Linked DNA regions of Homo sapiens: regions 2 and 3 are each linked to region 1. The links are chromatin loops, found by intact Hi-C in ENCODE. Cell type or tissue: PC-9. All regions are shown on one strand. Each heading gives the region's core, and the rest is flanking DNA. Links, peaks and the distances in the headings are about the cores only. Region 1 overlaps ASB7 (ankyrin repeat and SOCS box containing 7). Region 2 has its middle 100 kb from the start of ASB7. Region 3 overlaps GCAWKR (gastric cancer associated WDR5 and KAT2A binding lncRNA).

Evidence for each region. A loop is a pair of places that touch in the nucleus more often than their neighbours do. Peaks named below come from ENCODE experiments on the same cell type or tissue, not always from the same donor. Only the 100,000 strongest peaks of a DNase experiment are listed, where the experiment ranks them.
Region 2: a loop joins it to region 1, with 9 times the contacts of the local background. A loop is called at or near these places in 3 of 110 quality-filtered maps.
Region 3: a loop joins it to region 1, with 8 times the contacts of the local background. A loop is called at or near these places in 102 of 110 quality-filtered maps.

Annotation. Positions count from the first base shown.
Region 1 is chr15:100,624,265-100,631,093 of GRCh38, forward strand. ASB7 (ankyrin repeat and SOCS box containing 7) reads left to right here. Exons shown (of 6, transcript NM_198243.3): 5 at 5,173-5,778. Among named protein-coding and RNA genes, the nearest start is that of ASB7, 25 kb to the left of the region's middle. In PC-9, for the core only: CTCF peaks have their summits at 3,721 (motif pointing right) and 3,922; a DNase peak (open chromatin) is centred at 3,737; H3K27ac peaks cover 1,427 bases.
Region 2 is chr15:100,703,722-100,710,550 of GRCh38, forward strand. No RefSeq gene overlaps it. Among named protein-coding and RNA genes, the nearest start is that of ASB7, 100 kb to the left of the region's middle. In PC-9, for the core only: no CTCF peak of the experiment used is centred there; a DNase peak (open chromatin) is centred at 3,760; H3K27ac peaks cover 1,903 bases.
Region 3 is chr15:100,869,650-100,876,478 of GRCh38, forward strand. It overlaps GCAWKR (gastric cancer associated WDR5 and KAT2A binding lncRNA), which reads left to right. Exons shown (of 4, transcript NR_160703.1): 4 at 4,174-6,829. Among named protein-coding and RNA genes, the nearest start is that of ALDH1A3, 6.8 kb to the right of the region's middle. In PC-9, for the core only: CTCF peaks have their summits at 3,644 (motif pointing left) and 3,844; a DNase peak (open chromatin) is centred at 3,572.

The DNA.
Region 1 (6,829 bases), core at 2,486-4,985:
AATGTATTATGTATCTCAGAGTAGCTGCAAGAGAAGACTTGAAATGTTCTCAGCTCATAGAAGTGATAAATGCTCAAGGTGATGATGGATAACGCAGATACCCTGACTTGATCGTTACACATTCTGTGCATGTAATAGATACTCACATATACCCAGTAAACATGTAAAATATCACATACCAATAAAAAATTTAAAAAGAGTGGAAGGGATATGTCACTACAGATCCTCTAGACATCAAAAAGATTAGGAGTATAATGGGCACCTTTGTGCCATTAGGAAAAATGGACAGATTTCCTGATGCACAAAACTGATGCTAAAACTGACCCAAGGAAAAAATAGATTAATAGCCTTATATCAATTTAAGAAGTCTAGCTCATAACTAAAACTTTTCACTGAGAAGACTTTAGGTCCAGCTGGCTTCTCATTGAATTATTTCAGATATTAAAGGACGTAAATAAGGATTCTACACAAATTTTTTGACAGAGGAGGGAACACTTCCAAGCTTGTTGTATGAGGCTTGTGTAGCCCTGATACAGACCAAACAAAGACCTTGGAAGAAAACTATAAGCCAATATTTTTCATGACAATAGATACCAAAATTCCTAACGAAATATTGGCAAATCCAGTCTATTGGTGTATAAAAAAAAATATTATGCCCAAGTAGTATTTACTCCAGGAGTACAATATTTGTTTAACATCTGAAAATCAATAGGCTGAGTAATTTGTCACATTAGAATAAAACATAAATACCTAACAATCATTTCAGTAGATTCAGAAAATGGAACAGTCTTAAATACCTTCATGAGAAAGATGGGAAACCAGAAGCAGAAGGTGATTTCCAAAGCAATGAAAAGCTACAGCTTCCCGGGTGGTGAACTACTGAATTCTTTCCTTTTAAGATCAGGAACCAAGGGAAGGGTCTGTGCTTTTGCCACTTTATTCAGCATCCTACTGTATGTTCTAACCAGTGGAATGAGGGCAGAGCAGTAATCAAGGGTCATGAATTGGAAAGAAAGAAGTCAAACTGTATTTGCAGAGAACATAATTGTGCATGTAGACCCTGGCAAGAAAACTACAAATGTGTTCTAGAACTAAAAGTGATTTTGGGTAGGTTATAGAATACACAAGTCAGTGTATAAAAATCAATTTTATTTCTATCAGCAGTCATCATTTGGAAAATGGAATTTTAGCTCATTATAATAGCAACAAAGTTTAAAATATTTAATAATAAATTTAACAAAAGATATGCATGACGTATATAAGCTATAAAACATTGCTGAAGAGAATTAAGACCTATATAGAGAACTATCCCATGTTTATGGTTTGGAAGAATCAATATTGTTTGGATCATTTTGGAGAGATTGCCATCCTTAGAGTCAGTGGCGTTCTAATCAGAATTCCAGCAGGCTTGTTTGAGGACTTGACAAGCTGATTCTAAAATTTATTATCCCAAATATTAATAATTTTAAAGAAGGCTAGAGAACTTAAGCTACCTGCTATTAAAACTTACTATAAGCTACAGTAGTCAAGACAGTGTGGGATTGGTGTATGGAGAGACTTTTAGGTCAATGGAACAAAACAGAATTAAGAAATAGAGCGACACTTTTATGGTAAATTGATTTTCAGCAGTGACACTAGGGTAAATCATTAAGAGTCCTTTTAACAAATTGTGCTGGAACAAGTAGATATCTTTGTGGGGAGTACTGAACCTTGAACTTACGTTATACCACACAGAAAAATTAATTATGGGCTATTGATCTAAATGTGAGAGTTAAAAGTGCAAAATTCCTAGAAGAAAAAAAATCTTTGTGACAATGCATTGAGCAAAGATTTTTAAAATAGGATACAAAACTACAAACTGTAAAATAAATAATGGGCTTCATCAAAATTAAGAGTTTTGCTCTTCAAAACATAATACAGAAAATGAAAAAGCACGCAACAAACTAGGAGAAAATATTTACAAGACACATCTGACAAAAGGCTTGTATCCAGAATATACACAGAATTTGTACAACTCATTAATGAGGAGACAACCAATAAAAATGGATAAAGGAGGTGAACAGACAATTCACAAAACAGTATATGAATACGTTCAGTATAACTAGTTATTAGGGAAATAGAAATTAAAAGCACAATAAGCCACGATTTTACCTCTCTAGAATGAGTGAAATTAAAATGACTAATGATACCAAGATGTAGAACAATCTGAACTCATCCATTGCTGATGAGAATGTAAGATGGTGTAGCCATTTAAAAAGGAACTTAGGAAAGTTTCATGTGCATTTCACATACGACCCAGCAAGTCTCTCGTGGGTATTGAACCCAAGTGAGATGAAAACACTCTGTCCCCCTCTCCTTCTCTCTCTGTCTCTCTCTCTCTCTGTCTGTCTCTCTCTCATATATTAATTCATGATAGTGTTATTCAAATAGGCTCAAATTGGTAAGAACTGAAATGCCCATCTTCTCATCAATTGATTAAAAAAACTATATAGTATACAGTACTATCCAGCAATACAAAAGAGTGAACTGTCGATACAACATGGAAGTATGGCGGAAACATCATGCAAAGTGAAGTAAGTCAAACACAGAAGTCTACATATGATTCTATTAATATGAATTTCCAGAAATGACAAAACTTTTTTGACCAGTGGTTTGCCTGGGACCCAGAGTCTGGGAAGGGCTAAAGAGAGATGAAGGAACTTTTTGAGATGATGGAATGTTCTATATTTTAAATAGGGTGGTGGGTTATATACTCGTATACAGTTATCAAAGCTCATCATCTGTACCCTTAAAGTGAATGCATTTTACCTCAATAAAGCTGTTAGAAAAAAAAAAATCCCCTCATATTCATAGGTAATGTTTCTTTGCTTCTGTTTATATACATTAAATTTTTTTCTCGTAAATTTAAATGAACTTGTTGAGATTATGCTACAGCTTATTTAAAATAAGTTCCACCTGGGGAGAAAATGTTTGCTAAGGGGACAAAGTAATAAGTTCAGTGGGGTTGCTGTTTTAGATGAAATGTTTAGGGAAGGCTTTTCTTTTTTTGATAAAAGGACATTTGAGTGGATACAGAGTGACATGAGTTCACTTAATGTTTTCACGTCTTGTCCATTTCTTACTGAATTTCTGTCTAGGCGTTTTGTAGTTTATGTTGCTATTACAAATGAGATATTTTTCTTACCTTATTTCATGGGCTAATAATCTTTAAATTACATTTGTTTGCATTTTCATTGCTTCTAATCTCCCATTTGATTTTAACAGAGACTATGCAGGTCATTGTTGTGTGTGTTAATCTCTGTTTTTCCTTAGCTCAGTGTAGCTTCAAAATGTACATAGAACCTGAAAGAGACCTGAAATGGAAACCAAAGATGCAAGTGCAGTGTTTTGTAACATAATTTTAATTTTACTGTCAAATAGAACGAGTATAGGATACAAATAAGGATGGTGGCTGAAGGGTGGGAGAAGTGAAAAGAAGGTATTCTTAAATTTCACTTGCAGATTAAGAGGGAATGTCTGCCAGCAGTTGACTGGCCAGGTATAGATTAGAAATGACCTCTGGCAAGATGTTTTGTTTCATTTGAATGGGAGGGCATCTTGTAGATTTCACGCCTGACTTTGAACTTCTGGTAAGCGATGCACCTGGAACCGGCTTGAGTGACTTAAGGGCTCAGCAGTATCTGCCCGGTGGAAACATTAGTGTCATGCTCATGCCTTACCAGCAGATGGCAGCAAAATGCTGTGTTAAAATGTTCTTACCCTACTTAAATTTAAGTCCTGTGGTAAACAGATACTGTATATTTTTCTTTCAGTTAAGACCAAGGTAGATATAATGCCCTTATTTCCCCTAAATAGATACAACTAATACTACCATTGTGTACTGACACTTTACAGTAAATGTTTTTAGAAATCTACATGATATGGCTTACCTAAAAACATCTTATTTTGTATAGGTTTTGTTAGCAACTCCTTCACTGAAATACTTTCCACAGTATTGTTATTTTACATATAGTTTTCTGCCTCAGATTTTTCTAAGAGAACCATTTGTCATAATATGTTCTAGACCTAAATAACGTTTATTAAACAATACGTGAGTTTTCACTCACCTGTGGAGGCTGTGTGTGTGTATGTATGTGTAGGTGTGTGTGTAAAACATTAATGATTTTTTTCTTTTATTAACAAGCCAAAAATTAAGGTGACTTTTACAAGAGAGCATTTTCATCCTGGGTAGTTAGGTCTGATCAATTGATCTTTTACATGGAATTGCTGACTTCTAGGAGGTGCCCGGCATAACCAGTCCTCGTCCGTCTTCTGCCCCCAGCCAGGGATGCCATGGGGTGAACGCCATCAAGAACCAACCTTTGGCTTAATGAAAGATCTGAGGCCAGTGACAAAAGACTGTGACTTGAGTCACATAGCAGATAAATTATTATAGTTGTTTTTCCTTCCCCAGAGATCAGTCAATTAGGAGAGGTTTTTGGAACTGTTTTAGAAAATATTTTTACAATGCTGAGGTTATTCACATAATGCATTGCTTAATTCTTATAAACTCCAAAGTTCGTGTAAAACTAAGAATTCAGAATAGACTTCTATCTTGTGAAAAAACAATTTGTCAAGATTACTTGACATATATCTGAGATGCTTTGGAATTTTTACAGACCACAGAAAAACTTTTTTTTATTACTTAATATACCCTAAAACAACACGGTGTGCCAGAGCATAGTGTATCTGTAATTTAGAGCAGCAGATGTTGCTACACATGCTTCTCTTTAAGACCGAGAAGAAGCACAAGAGAAAATAAAACAAAAAGTTCAAAACAGAAGAGAAACATGAAACAGTGCAGAGATGAAGGAGTTGAGTAGCCAGAGGCAGTTGGTTAAATTAGCAAAGACAGGGGATGTGGTGATCTGTACTCCGTGTTTTTTGTGTATATCTTTTTAAACACTTTGTCTTTCTCCTTTCATTAACCCAGACGTGATAACATTCTACAAAATTTATTTTCCATTAAAACCAGACTTGAATTAAACTGAGGAAAAACGTACTTGATATTCATTACAGTGTTTGGTTGCTTCACATTTTATATGAGAATTGGCCACAGTTTGCTGTGCCATGGTAATGTTTGTTGTTTTGTCTTGGAGTCTGCTAATACTTTCATTTTGGTTTTAACTCCAGCTGATCCTACAGTTAAAGACTTAATCGGAGGCTTCACGGCTCTTCACTATGCAGCCATGCATGGCCGGGCCCGCATTGCACGCTTGATGTTAGAATCTGAATACAGGAGCGACATCATTAATGCAAAAAGCAATGACGGCTGGACTCCCCTCCATGTGGCTGCCCACTACGGCAGGGACTCATTTGTCCGGCTCCTCCTGGAGTTCAAGGCTGAGGTTGACCCACTCAGTGATAAAGGTACCACACCGCTTCAGCTCGCCATTATCCGAGAGAGGTCAAGCTGTGTGAAAATCCTCCTGGACCACAATGCCAACATCGACATTCAGAATGGTTTCCTGTTGCGATACGCCGTGATCAAAAGCAATCACTCTTATTGCCGAATGTTCCTTCAGAGAGGGGCAGACACAAACTTGGGTCGCTTAGAAGACGGACAGACTCCTTTACACTTATCTGCCCTTAGGGATGATGTGCTGTGTGCACGGATGTTATATAATTACGGAGCAGACACGAACACACGGAACTATGAAGGACAGACCCCATTGGCTGTTTCAATAAGTATTTCTGGAAGTAGTCGACCATGTTTGGATTTCTTACAAGAAGTCACAAGTATGTAATATAATTATTACTTTATTGCATTTTTTAAAAATTTGCATCTTCTGAGGAGCTTAATGTGTTTTTGCAACTTAAGATGACTAGATATTAATCATTCCTATAACCACTGCTTGGTAAGCGATGCCTCATTCTTCTGAAATAAAAAAAAAACTTTGACTGTATCACAAGATTTCATAAAAATTCAATTGTGTTTCTAAATGTAATAGGGGTAGACAGTAAGAGTGAGGGAAGGAATGGAGAGAAGGACAGAGAGGAGAATTTTTTTTAAATGAACAAAGATCTGTGTTAGAACAAGGCAATTCCTGTTGGTCATAAGGATAATCTTACCTGGCTTCCATTGACTGCAAGTTGAGGAGTTAGAGGGGGAATTTTGGATCTTAGATTCCTTACCTGTGAAAATATCCTAGAATTTGTGCTTTATTGCTAAGTTGTTCACGTTTTAATTGTGGCTTTTCTGCTTCATGAGAGCCCACATGAAATGGAGCAGTGGTGCTGTGTATTTAGGGATACCACTCGTGGAAGTTAAGGATGCTAGAAATTGTTGTAAGAAAATATTTGCAGTGGGAAGTTTGGCACCACTGTCCCTGGACCACATGGCTTCCATTGTATTTGAACGTTTTTGTGTGGGTGCTTTTTTTAAAGCCTGGAAGTGTCTGGCCCACTTTGTGTAGTAACGCGTGCGTCCTAGTTGTTCCTCTGATGGGGTATCAGCTTGTGTGTACTTAGCCATCCTCTCTTGTCAAGCTTCCACGTGACCAGTTGAATGTGTGTCTCATGCTTAATGTCCACCATGAAGCTAAAATCTGTAAACAAAATGGATTTTGCTGTCTGCTGAACTTTTTAATGAGTTCCTTTTTCCTCACTGGTTTTGAGCCTTCGGTCATTATTATACAAGAGGACATATTAACATCCTGGGTACCAGCTACTAGAGGGCAAGGGCTCTACCTGACCTGCTTGTAAGTAACCCACTCTACCCCTTGGAGCGGGCCTTTGGAGTACACATTTGCTTTATGAAGAAACAAAATGTAATTTGAATTTTGCAGAT
Region 2 (6,829 bases), core at 2,445-4,944, 79 kb after region 1:
ACCTTTGTCTAAGCACCATCAATTCACATCTGAATGATGTGCGCTCTCAGGCAGCCTCCCTGTTTCTCCCCGTATTCCAGCCTCGAGAAAGCGGCCAGTGATGGTTTCATAGTGGAAGTCAGGTAGTGCATTCTTCTGCCCACGCCCTCCAGTGGCTGTCCTGGCCTGAGCCCCCCATACTTCCCCCGCCTTTTTTCCCATGGCTCTGGCCTTCACTCAGTCTCTGTTCCAGCCCCAGTCTCGTTGCTGTTCCTCAAACCTTCTGGGAGGGGCGTGGGAAAAAGGTGATTTCTGCTGGCCAGTGTGTACAGGCCCAGGACCACTGCAGCTCCCCATGGACCCCACGCCAGGGCCTGTCCCCACCACAGGGGACACGCAGCAGGCTGGAAACACTCCCCTCCCTTTGACACCTGGGGGAAATCGGAACAGATTGTAAACTCCATTGATTCCTAAGAAGGGAGGGGACGAAGGGATTTTTTTACTCCTATGACTGTTTGTAAGCAGATATCCCATTACATGACTAGAGTAAGGCCTCAGCACATTTTGAAAACTATAAGAAGCATATGTTGCTATAGATTCAACCATATTCACTGATCATGTAGTGGGCCCAAATGTTGTGCCTGAGGTTCTCATGTTCCCAAATCCTCCTCACAGCTCTGTGAACCGGGCCTGGTGGAAGTCTTCCTTGAACCTCAGAGGAGCGGTGGGGCCTGCCATAGCCATTTGGCTGGCAGAAGGGGGGAAGCCATGCTGTGAGCCAAGGTCTCTCATTTATTATTCCATGTGATGGGCGCTGAGCTGGAGCTGGGGACGCCTACCCCTGAAGAAGACAAGATTCCCCAAGCCTGGAACCCATGAGAGCAGCAGATCTAGTGTGGGGCCCCAGGATCACCTGCATGAAGATCACCTGGTATGTTTATGAAAATGTTCATTCCTGGGCCCCAGATTGGAATCTTGGTCGTGGAACCAGGTGACCTGCTGTTTATCATGCTGCAGGTGATTTTGTGCACACTGGCATTTGAGAACTTTTGGGACTCTTGTGGGAGAGACTGGCTGGTTGACAAAGGATTACAATAGGAAGTGATAAATCCAATGTGGATGAGGTTCCAACCTGCTCTGGGAGAAGACATGAAGGAGTGGGGTGACTCAGGCTGATGTCACAGAAGTCGATGTTGGAGTTGGGCCTCAGAGGATGAATAAGGGTTCATGGGCTAGAGGACTAGAAGAAGAGTGTTCCAAAAGGGAGGGACGTAGTGGTGAAAAGTACAATGGTAGGAAACAGCATTACCTGGTGTGGGATAGAAAGTGGCTTGGTGTGGTTGAGGCAGGAGGTGAAGGGCATGGATGTTTAGAGGATGGTGCAGGCTGGCCAGGGGAAGTCAAGCCAAATAGGCAGAGGCCAGACTATGCATGTCCAAACAGTGTACCATCGGGTGGTACAGGCTCTCAAGCTGTCCTGGGGCTCTGGAGGCAGAGAGGAGGTTGGATGGGACGGAAAGAACCCACCAGAGCGGAGCCAAGAGCAAAGGCCATCATCACGCTAAGGGCAAGGCCAAGTGCAGGCCTGATGGGAGGTTCTCTGCGTGGAAAGATGCGGCAGGGCTCAAGGGAAATAGGGAGACAGAAGCCAGGGGCCTCAGAGAGGACAAGCTATGAGGAGTCAACATCTCTGGCTGAGGCAACTGAAAGTGGTGATGCTGTTATCCTGGCCAGAGACAGCGCAGGGGAACTTGGGAGAGAGGTCAGCTAAAGATAATCAGAGAATCCTACTTTGGGAGGGAGTCCCAGGAGGAAGCTGGGCATGCCGATAGGGAATAAAGAAGCAGCCAGGAGGTCTTTATTGAGCAGCTGTTTGTGCCCAGGCTGCGGCTCGCCGGCTATGGGCACTCTTGAAATCTTGGGAGCCCAGCTGTGTGGGAGGGAAGAGGGGGACTCATGGTTGTGATGAGCTAACCTCATCACAGGAATCCCTCTGCCATCTTTAATGGAGATAAAATGTCAATGTGAAGGGCCCTCCGTGCCTTCCCAGTGCTAAGGCTCACACAGACCATGGAGCCCAGCGACCTGGAGCAGCTGTCGTAGGTGCACCCTTTGCACACCTCCATGTCAGGAGAAGTTCTCTTCGCGCTGCTGCTCTTCTGGAGTGGAGTCTGCGGACCTTGAAGTGGACCAGGCAGCCACAGAAAGGGAGTCGGGCTACGGAAATGTCTGCTCACTCCCATTTATCTTGCAAGTGCTGGGAAGGCTCTGGCCGGCCCTCAGTTCTTGGCGACAGGGTGAATGAGGAAGGGGAGGGCCGGCACCTTCTGGGCAGCAGATAAGTAAGGTGCTAGAGCCATGGCCCTGCCAGGGTGAGCGGCCACCCAGCTTCATCCCCAGAGCTTGTTGGTGACTGGGGCTTTCAGAGCTGAGCTGGCAAGAGTTCTGGGGAGCCCTGTGGAGGCCCCCACTCAATCTCCTCACCAGAGATGTAGCGGAGATCCCCGCCTTCTCTGGAGGTGGGTGAAGGTCCCTTCATTCAAAAGTGACCTTCCTAGGCCAGGCAGTGTCTGAGGGCCTCATAACGCTGGCCACTCCACCATATGCCTTCCACACTGGGTGCTCACCCTGTCCATATGCTACCAATGCTCACCCTGTCCATGCGCTACCAATGCTCACCCTGTCCATGCGCTACCAATGCTCACCCTGTCCATGCGCTACCAATGCTCACCCTGTCCATGCGCTACCAATGCTCACCCTGTCCATGCGCTACCAATGCTCACCCTGTCCATGCGCTACCAATGCTCACCCTGTCCATGCGCTACCAATGCTCACCCTGTCCATGCGCTACCAATGCTCACCCTGTCCATGCGCTACCAATGCTCACCCTGTCCATGCGCTACCAATGCTCACCCTGTCCATGTGCTACCAATGCTCACCCTGTCCATGTGCTACCAATGCTCACCCTGTCCATGTGCTACCAATGCTCACCCTGTCCATGTGCTACCAATGCTCACCCTGTCCATGTGCTACCAATGCTCACCCTGTCCATGTGCTACCAATGCTCACCCTGTCCATGTGCTACCAACCACAGAGAGACCCCCACCCGTGCCAGCTGACCCAGGGCTCTGTGACGTCTTCTTTGGACCTGTGGACAGGCTCTGCCCCTAAAACTGAAGTTGAAGTCTTAATGCTTTAGTACTTTAGAACTTGCCCTAATTGTTTGGAAATAGAGTCATTGAAGATGCAATTAGTTAAATTAGGAAAAGGCCATACTGGAATAGAGTGGGCCTCTAATCCAATATGACTGGTGAACTTATAAAGATGAGAAACTTGGATACAGACACGCACACAGGAAGAATGCCAAGTGAAGATGAAGGCGGGGGTCTACCAGACGAGGAACACCAAAGATAGCCAGCAACCCACCAGGAGAGAGACAGGCCTGGGACGGATTCTCCCTTATGGCCCCTAGAAGGAACCAGCCCTGCTGACACCCTGATCTCAGACTTGCAGCTTCCAGAACCGTGAGATGATAAACATCCTTTGTTTAAGCCACCCTGTCTATGGTATTTGTTCTGGCAGCCCCAGGAAACTAAAGCAAGCTCCATTATGCGTGACACAAGCAGAATGTCTAAGAGCCCTGAGCCTCCAGGAGGCAAGAAGGGAGTTTCTTGTTGATCCGCTGAGAAGGGTGAGGCTGCTGCCTTTTGTGATAGGAACATGCCAGGAGACCTGTTTGGAGGCTGCCACAAGAATGCAAGCAATAGAGAGGTTGGTGTTTGGATTGGCTGGTGGCAATGAGGATCAAGAGAAACGGGTGGACTGGGAAGAATGCTCAGCATCGCTAATCACCAGGAAACACAAACCAAAACCTCAAAGTGATAGCATCTCACACCTGTCAAGATAGCTATTACCAAAGCCCAAAAGATACGTGTTGACAAGGGTGTGGAGAATTTAGAACCCTCACACACTGGGTAGGAATGCAAAATGGTGCAGCCACTCTGGAAAACAGTATGGAGATTCCTCAAAAAAGTAAAAATGGACCTATTATGATCCAACAATCCCACTACTGGGTATTTGTTCTAAAGAACTGAAATCAGGATCTTGAAGAGACGTCTGCGCTCCTCTGCCATTGCAGCATGAGTCACACTAGCAAAGATGTGGAAACAACCTAAGTGTCTTCAAAGAATAAATAGATAAAGAAAATGTGGTATAGACACATGAGGGAATATTATTCAGTCTTGAAAAAGCTGAAAATACTGCTGTCTGCAACAACATAAATGAACCTGGAAGACATTATGCTAAGTGAAATGAACAAGTCACAGAAGGACAAATATTTCATGATTTTACATCTGAGATATTGAAAATAGTGAAACTCATAGAAGCAGAGAGTAGAATGGTGATTTCCAGGGGCCAGAGCAGGGGGAAATGGGGATTTGCTAATCAATAACAAAGAGTTTCAGTAAACCAAGATGATTACTTTTTTTTTTTTTAAAGACAGGGTCTTGCTCTGTCACCCAGGCAGGAATACAGTGGTGTGATCCTGGCTCACTGCAACCTCTGCCTCTTGGGCTCAAGTGATTCTCCTGCCTCAGCCTTCCAAGTAGCTGGGACTACAGGTGCACGTCATCATGACTGACTAATTTTTGTATTTTTGGCAGAGATGGGGTTTCACCATGTTGCCCAGGCTGGTCTCAAGCTCAAGCAATCTGGCTGCCTCCGCCTCCCAAACTGTTTGGATTACAGACATGAGCCACCTCACCTGGCCTATACATGGTATTTTAAAAGTGCAGGTCACATATTTATTATTCTTATTGCAAAAAAATACATTTATAAGAAGATCTGTGTAGAGGAACTAACTTTGGCCAAGCCATGGAGGTAAGCCAGATGGATGAGCCATTTATGGAGATGCGAAAATACCGGAGGCAGATTAGGTTGGAGGGGAAGATCAAGAGTTAAGATTTTGGCTACACTGAGTTTGAGGTGCCAGTGAGATATTAAAGGACATTAGTCCATTGGGCAGTTAGTGAGATCAGACTGGAAGGTCCAAGGAGAAGTCTGGGGCAGACACATCATGACAGGTCATCAGAGGATGGGGATAGTCACAGCCATGGAGCAGCTGGGAAGGGTCAGGAAACTGCTAATGGACAGAGCCCAGCAGGGGATGAGGAGAACAAGGTCCAAGCCTGAAGGGATGCCAGCATTGGCCAGAAGGATAGAGAGGCCCAGGCCAGTAAAGGAGACCAGGACAGCGTAGTAGCCAGAGGGGTGGGAGGAAAACCAGGCAGGGGCTGGGCTGGAGAGTGTCTCAGAGAGACCACAGGGTGGACTGTGTAGAATTCTGCTGAGAAGTTGAGTTGGCTGAAAGCAGAAATGTGCCAGGGGGAGTTAGTGGTTCCAACCACTGGTGACATGAGTAAGAGCGACATTGATGGAGGGGTGGAGGCAGGGTCCAGGGCAGTGAGCTGAGGTGTTGGAGGGAGAAGAGGGCCTGAGATGCAGAGGGTGGGCACATCACTCCAGTAGACCACTGGTTTTGCTTCAACTTTTCTTGCCCAGATCAGTAAACATTCAACAGTTACTCCACAAACACGAATGGGACACACACCATTTCTTGATTGCTGTGTTGGCCCAGGAGATCACTATTATTCCCTGCTTTAGGGAGCTTCCAGACAAGTGGGGAAATCAGAAATGGAGACAGATGATTACAGTATTGGAGAAGGAGTGAGGAAGGAGTAGAGAGGGGCTGACCACATTCACCTTGGAAGATGTGTAAGGAACCTTTATTCTTATCAGCAGAATAAGGGTTTTTAAGGCAGAGAAAGGGAAGCAAGAGCCAAAGAGGTGGTTCAGTATCCACTTTTCCCTGAGGAGCCCCAGCAAGTTATGGGAAACTCTATTCTTCCTCTAGATGTGGCTCAATACCCATTTATATTAAAGGCTGTGACAAAGCTTACAGTAAACATAAGCATTTAAGTTTTTTAACTCAGCATTTTCCAAATATGATCAAGACTCTTTCTTTTAGGGCACATTTGGGAAAGTCTGGGGGCATGTGGTAAGAAGTCATTGCAGGCTTTAAGCCCTCTAGAAAGGTCACTGTAACAGCTGTGTCTAGGCCAGATGGGAGGAGAGGAAGATGAAGAGTGCAGAGCTGGATATGGCAAGATTGACATAGGGGCAGACTCTAGAGAATTTAGGAGAAAGAATCACTAAAAGTAGGTGACCTGACCCAGTAGGAGTGTGTGCATGTGTGTGTGTGTGTATGCACACAAAGTTTTGTGTATGTGTGTGTGGTGTTGGAGGTGGAGGTGGAGGTGGTGGTGAAGACTGTGGAGGTGATGGAGGTGGAGGTGGTGTTGGTGGTGGTGGTGGTGGTGATGGAAGCTAGAGGTGACAATGATGGTGATGGTGGTGGAAGAGAAGCTAGAGGCGAAGATGAGGCAGTGGAGGTGATAGTGGTGGAAGAGAAGCTAGAGGCGAAGATGAGGCAGTGGAGGTGATGATAGTGTTGATGTTGTTAGTGGTAGAGGTGGAGGTAAAAGTAGTGTAGGTGGAGATGGTGGTGGTAGAAATGGAGGTGAAGGTGGAGATTATGATGGTGTTTATATTGGAGGTGGTGGTGGAAGTTGTGATGGTGGTGGTGGAGGTGGAGGTGGAGGTGGAGGTCATGATGGAGGTGGAGGTGGTGGTGGAGGTCATGGTGGAGGTGGAGGTGGAGGTGGAGGTCATGGTGGAGGTGGAGGTGGAGGTGGAGATGATGATGGTGTTTATATTGGTGGTGGTGGTGGTGGCAGAGGTAAAGGAGGTAAAAGTGGTGACGATGGTGGAGGTGGAGGTGGTGGGTGTGGGG
Region 3 (6,829 bases), core at 2,280-4,779, 250 kb after region 1:
CTCCTAGTTGGTGAAGGTGCCAATTTTGAGTATTTGGGGACCCCTTGCAATAGTAGGTACCAAGCTGTCCTGGGTTAATGACGCCACCTGGTGGCTGGTGTCGGGGTGGGCGAGTCCCCTGCATTTTTGCGCTTCAGTTCTAGAATCAGGAGTCCGTCAGCAAACAAAGAGGAAATGTATAATCAGGGCCATAAAGATGACAGAAAGGGATGTGGGAGGGAAGGGTGAGGTCGTGGGGTTTCAGACAGACTGGTCAGGGGAGGCCTCTCTGAGGGGGCGGCATTTAAGCTGAGACTTTCCTGAGGAGAGATCAGTCATGCAAAGATCTGAGGAAAAGAGCACTCCAGGCAGGAGCAGTGGTGATCGCAAAGGCCATGAGTTGAAGTGAGTGATTCTGTTTTAGCAACAGAGGGCACCCTGGCCAGCCAGCACCGAGGCAGTGTAGAGGGAGATCGTGGGAGTCCTTGCTGGGCGGGGGGCAGCTGATTCTGAGTGGAAAGGGATTGGGAATTGGGCAGGAGAGTAGTGTAGCACTAGGCTTTATTCCTTCATTCTCCGGGTCATTCCTCATGCTTTAGTTAGTTCCACTTCAGAAGGCCTTTGTTCGGGTATCACAGAAAAATTTCTCTTCCCTCAGTCAATTTTCCATTCCATTCCATTGGGACCAATCACAAGGCTAACCTTGGCCAATAAATGCGCCGTAGCCTTGGAGACCCCTCCTTGAGCAGCTGAAGGGTGACCACACACCCAGCCAGCACCAGCACCAGCACCCCCACCTGGAGAGGTCCATTTCCTTAACATCCCAGCACAGGGACACCATGCTGTCCCCATAGCTGTGCACTACCAAGCCACCCACTTTTGCAGAGAAGGAAGCTGAGGGTTAGAGACCTCCACCAGGTACCCCAGGGGTTAGAGATGCAAGTGCCGGAGCCGGGGAGCCTGGAACTAGCTACTGAATCTCTCTCAGTTCATACCATAAATGGGAGCTCTGTCTAGTAAAGAAGACCGATGGCAAAGAAGAACTACATAAATAAATACATCATTATAATTCTGTGTCTACAAAATCATATGTATATAATAATGTGGCCACCTCCTGAGTTGGAATATGCACAACTCCTAAAGTCAATGCTCTCACGGAGGAGCCTGGGCCACTACCGGACGGGGCTGAGTGCCTGAGACAGCCTGCCTGTAGCCTTCATCTCAAGCCACTCAGCCTGAGTCAGGGCGGCTGCTCTGAGCCCACGTGGACGGCCCCACTCTGTCCTTGCCTCACCTCTGCAACCTGAGGCTTGGGGCCGTCTCTCAGTTCTGCCTTCCCATTGCCTGCTTCAACTGTCCACTGTCCACACTTGTCCCTTTGATGTCCCCCTTCAGCCATTCTGGGGAAACACTTTGTCGTGCCCTGTTGCCCCTGGGGCCTCACATCCCAAAGTGGGGCTCTTAGCCTGGTAAGATTCATTGCAGCCTCTCCGATGGGCACAGGGCCTAACTTCCACTGTACACAGAGGGTCCCTCCTTCTTCCCCAGAGTATACATCCCTTCTCAGTAAGCCTGCCTTCCTCAAGCCCCAGAATTCAAGAGCAGTATAAAGAGCAATTTGCATGCAATATAATGAAGATAGAACCTCTTGTTAATAGTCTTGCCCTGGTACTTCTAGGCTCTCATCTTATAAAAGTGTGTTGATTAAAATCCTTCAAAAACACTCCCTTGGGTATAGCTGTAAGGAGCCTCTAAACAGTGGGGGCAGTTGGGATCTTGACTGGGACCAGTATTGGGCTATCCTTGGTCTCACAGTAGAAGGTGATGTCATCTCCACCCTGAAAATAAACAGAGAACAAGAAAAAGAGGAGCTCGTTTCAGCCATTCTGACAAGGTGGGCTCTTGGTGGGGCAGGGATTGCTTTTCCTAAGAGGCCAGGTATTAGCCAGACCAGAGCCTGGTGGCCCTTCTCATACCATGATGTGTATTTGAAGCTCCTGGGTGGGGCTTTTGTCAACCTGCAGATTCCGGCTCAATAAGTCTAGGGCAGGGCCTGGGAGTCTGCATTTCTATCAAGCTCCCAGTAAATGCTCATGCTGCCAGTCTAGGGAGGATACTTGCTGGTAGCTTGTTGTTAGATACTTGTTAGTAGCTTGTTAGATACTTGTTAATAGCTTGTTAGAAGGGCAGAACCCTGAGCCCCACATCAGACCTATGAATGCAACCTGCCTGTCAACAAGATCCCTGGTGACCCCTGTGCATGTCACCACGTTAGAAGGCCAGTTTCTAGGGCTTGCCTGCATCCTGTGCCCACGAAAGACATCACTAATCAATCAGGACATTCTGATGAGAGTCAAGATCCTTGTCTACACAGTGCTGCCAGTGCCCCACCAATGCCTGAGAGGCAGCATGGGGAAGAAACTAAAAAGACTGAGAAGAATCAGCCCTGATACATGGCTAATGAAACAGGAGAGAGAGAAGCGAGTCGGGGCAGAGTTGGGTGTTCAGAAACCCAAAGCCAGATAGATTCCTAGAAGAAGCCCCAAAAGTGTCTGCTGTGTTGCAGTGAAGCATAAATACAAGTGAAGGGATGGGTGTTGGGGGAATGGAGCCTGGCATGAGCCAGAGAAGAGTCTGGAGCTGCTGAAAGCCGCCTGTAGCACAGATCAGAGAGAAGACCGGGAAGAAAGTTCTAGAAGGGTTGAGAAGCTGCCCGCCCAGCTGGAGGCTTCTTGGCCAGGGCTGAAGGAAGAGACTGAAGTCCATCTCCCTAGCAAGAAAGTCTCTCAAGTGACATAAACCGAGCATCCACCATACGCCAGGCAGGGGCTGGCCCTGTCACATCAGCGATCTCAGTTGCATTTCTCATCCCATGAAGGAGGAACCATCATCTTCTACAGACGAGGAATCTGTGACCAAGGGAGATGAAACAATGAGGCTGGCAAATGCCCCGTGGGAATCCTTCCCAGTCTACCCGCCTGCAAGGCTAAACTCCTAGGCTCATACACACTTATCCTTTGCCATTATTTATCCTTTTGCAATTCCTTTGCAAATTTCTATTGGGGGGTCTGGGTTGTCTTGTCTGTGAGAGGGACAGGTAGGGATGGGGATGAGGTGGGCACCCAGGGCCCAACAGAGCAGCCAGCTCAGGGGTGATGCCTCACAGCCAGTAGGACAAGGTTCTGGGTGGTGCTTTCTGTGAGCTTCATCAAGGGTCAGGCAGCAGTGACGTCTTGTCTATCTTCTTGCAAATGTACTTGTCGCACCTCCACCTCACCTACCCCCATGACTCCCTTGCTGAGCAGGAATTACTACTCCCATCTTCAGAAAAGGAAACAGTGGTTGAAAAAGATTAGGCCCAATTTCTCCCTGAGCTGAGAACAGCACCCACATCTGTTTGATCTCAAAGCTAGGAACCCATTTTAGGCTTATGGAGAAGCGAGTAGGCTTTTGTGGGCTAGCCTGGGCACTAATCACCAGTTCTAGCATCATGTCTGTGGTGCAACTGAAGTTTTGGGCACTGTACTGTGAACAAGCTCTTGCAATGCCATTTATTGCTAAGTTGGGAAATACCTGCTTCTCTCATAGAAGGAACTTCAGTGGCAACTTCCTACTCAACTTGGTCCTGTGACATCTAGTGGCCAACAGGAGAAGTGCAGTGAAATCTCTGGACATTGTAAGCAGGTGGAAAAGCTTAGGACTTCCTGGGATTAAAAAAAAAATGCGCTGAAATTCATGATAGCTGAAGTATCCATGGAATATAGAAGATGCACATTGACATGCACCTTATAAAGTCTATAATCCCATGTTTTGTTCCTAATATTCATGTTTATTTACTCTCACTGGTGGAAAATACACCATATCCAATTCATTGTCTCTTAATTGATGAACTATCTTTGCAAATAATATAATATATAATACAATGTAATGTATAATAGAGTGTAATGTGATGCAAACTCAGTGCTTGCAGATATGCTCAATAATAAAGGACATTATAGGTATGAAAATACTATAGGTCACTAATTAATCTATTCCCCTGGGGGTGGAGTGTTTTAGAATCACCATAATGCCATATGAAACTAGATGAAAATATACATAAATAGGTTTCCTCTCTGCTACATACATAACAGGCTTCCTGTCTGCCTAAACATGTTATAAGACATGATGTGCTTTATAGACGCTTTCTGATTACAGGGGAACCTCAAGAGTGCTGCCTGAGTAACTCTCATTACACAAAGACACAACTGCAAGAGGATCCCCAGGCATTCCCATGAGAACACAGATTCTGACAACCCCTCCATCCCCCACCTTGGTCTCCACCCCAGGACTCACAGCATGGCAAAAATCCAAGGGAAGATTCTTGGGTAACTAATGCTCCTTTACAGGGGGTCCCGGATGAAGGGCAGGGGGAAAGTCTTGTCACTGTGGGGCTAGGATAGATGAACCCAAGAGTGATTTGCCAAACGTGCACATACTCAAATCATTTTTCAAACATTTTGGGTTTGGCAAAATGCATGTTGCTAAGCCCCCTTTCCCGACAGTGGTATACCCATGTGAATTTCAAGGGAAATTCAATGTGTGTGTTTCTGATTCTCTTAGGCTTATCTCAGGACAATTATTTAGCAAGAACCACTTTGTGTCCAAGAATCTTCCTGAACCCTTTCTTTTGTAAGACCCCTTAAACAATTTTCCTTTTAACCAGGAAGTATGTTTTGTCTGGAGTAAATTGAACTGAAACCCCAAGAAGTGTGGTTCAAAATTCAGAATTCTTGAATTTTGAAGGAGATTGGAAAGTCTGCAAACAACTTCTCACATCACTGAGACTTGCCGGTGGTGGTATTGAGGGGTGTGAAGTATTATGAGCAAAATTCACTGATTATATGGAGTGACATTTTGTTTACTTTAAAACAAAGTCTGACTTCTTGCTGCCTGATTTGAGTGCTGGCCTGACCAAGTATCTTCCAGGTCTGGGTGACCCAGGGACTTTTTCAGTCACTCAATCTTTCTGAGTGTTGGTGCCTTCCTCAGTAGATGTGAGGACACAACTAACACCTATGAGCACCAGAGGATGGCAGCTCCACGGGGCTTTTGTACCAAAGAGATTCTCTTCCCTAGTAGGACCTCATCATCCAATGAATCAGTGAGCTTACTCCATTTATTCCATCCCAGAGCTAGTTTTTGTCTTTGTTTTTTAACATACTATAAACCTGAGCACAGCGCATCAAGGTTATTTGATTAAGGTCAAAATAACAGAGATGGTGATAAGAGTTTTATGTCTGTGCTGCTCCGTTTATACAAAAATGAGATCATTATTCCACTTGAGTTAAAATTTTGCTCTTCTTGTCATAGCGATGGCCAACAGCCAGCTATGCTGCTTAGGATTAAGTTGGCCACATATAACAGAAAACCCAAATGGTGGGCTTTAATAATATAGGGATTTTCCTTTTTCTCACATGAAAAAAAAATCCAAGAAAAAATATCCAGGGATGAAGGGCTGGTTCCAGGGCCATCAGGGACCCACGTTCTTCCTAAGTGTCTCTTCCAACTTCCTTACCATGGAACTTGCATTTCAGAATTGCATTATGGTTACATGATGGCTGCTGGAGACCCAGCTCTCATGTCTGTGTTCCAGGCAGCAGAAAGGAAGAAGAGCCTTTCAGCTGACTCAGTCCCATGTAAAGAGTTTCTTTGGTCCTGAACTCCTGGCCTCAAGTGATCCTCCCACTTCGACCTCCCAAAGTGCTGGGATTACAGGCATAAGCCACCATGCCTAAGAGCTTCTTTGGAAGCCCAAACCAAAAACTTCAGCTTATACTTCTGCAAGAGAGGCTGGGAAATATGTTTATCAAAGCCCACTACCACCCTCGATAACATGGGATTCCACTGGCAAGAAAGGAGAGAACTATTGGGTACTCAACCAACTCTCTCGACCTTACCCTCCATGTTCTCTCCTGGCTGGGCCACAACTCTCATCCACTGGAAGACAGACCAAGGGGAAATCTCTGGCAGCTGTGAACTGGCAGGCTGTGTGTGTGTGCATGTGTGTGTGTGCATGTGTGCATGCATGTGTATGTGTGTATGTGTGTGTGCATGTGTGTGTGGCTTCACTGGGGCCTGACCCACAAATACCATGATGTCTCTTTGCTTTTATGTAATGAGTTCTCCGTTGGCTTCTGCCTGGTCCAAGACTGATTTGCCTCAGCCTAACATTGTGTAGTGAAGGCCTTTCCCAGGGCCAGAAAGGACTGGCAGGGCTGGAGAGAAAGCAGCTGGTGGAGCTGTGTGGTGGGCTGGCAGCTCCTTTCTCTTCACCTTGTTTGGGTGTTATCAGCTCCTCTTTCTCCAACCTGGGGTGCTCCTGCCTCGATATCATCAATCACTGATGGAAACTCGCAGGGAAAAGATTTGTTTGTGTGTTCCTTGAGGACAGAACAATGTTGTAGTATTTGATGGGTCTTAATATACGGTGAGCTTCAAAGGTAAGTAGTTGCCTATTCTAGTCAGGTTGAGGCGATACCGAATGACTCACATGAAACATGGAATTGACTTCATTGATACCAGCAAGGAGGTGCTCACAGTGAAGTCAGCCCTCCCTCACCACAGGGGCACATGCCACCCCCATTTTGTAGCCAAAAAACCTGAAGTTAGGTCGCCTCCCTGAGTCACCCAAGCACTGGCCTGAGTGCTGCACAGTGGGGTGACCGGGCTTCCCTACATCAAAGAACTACCCTCAGCCCAGGGGCCTGGCTGTCTAGGAAGGGTTCAGAAGGCACACCCAAGACTCAGGCCCCTGCCTCAACTCCACAACACTGAGGGAGGTGAGTAGACTGGGTGGGAGGGGCAGCTCTGC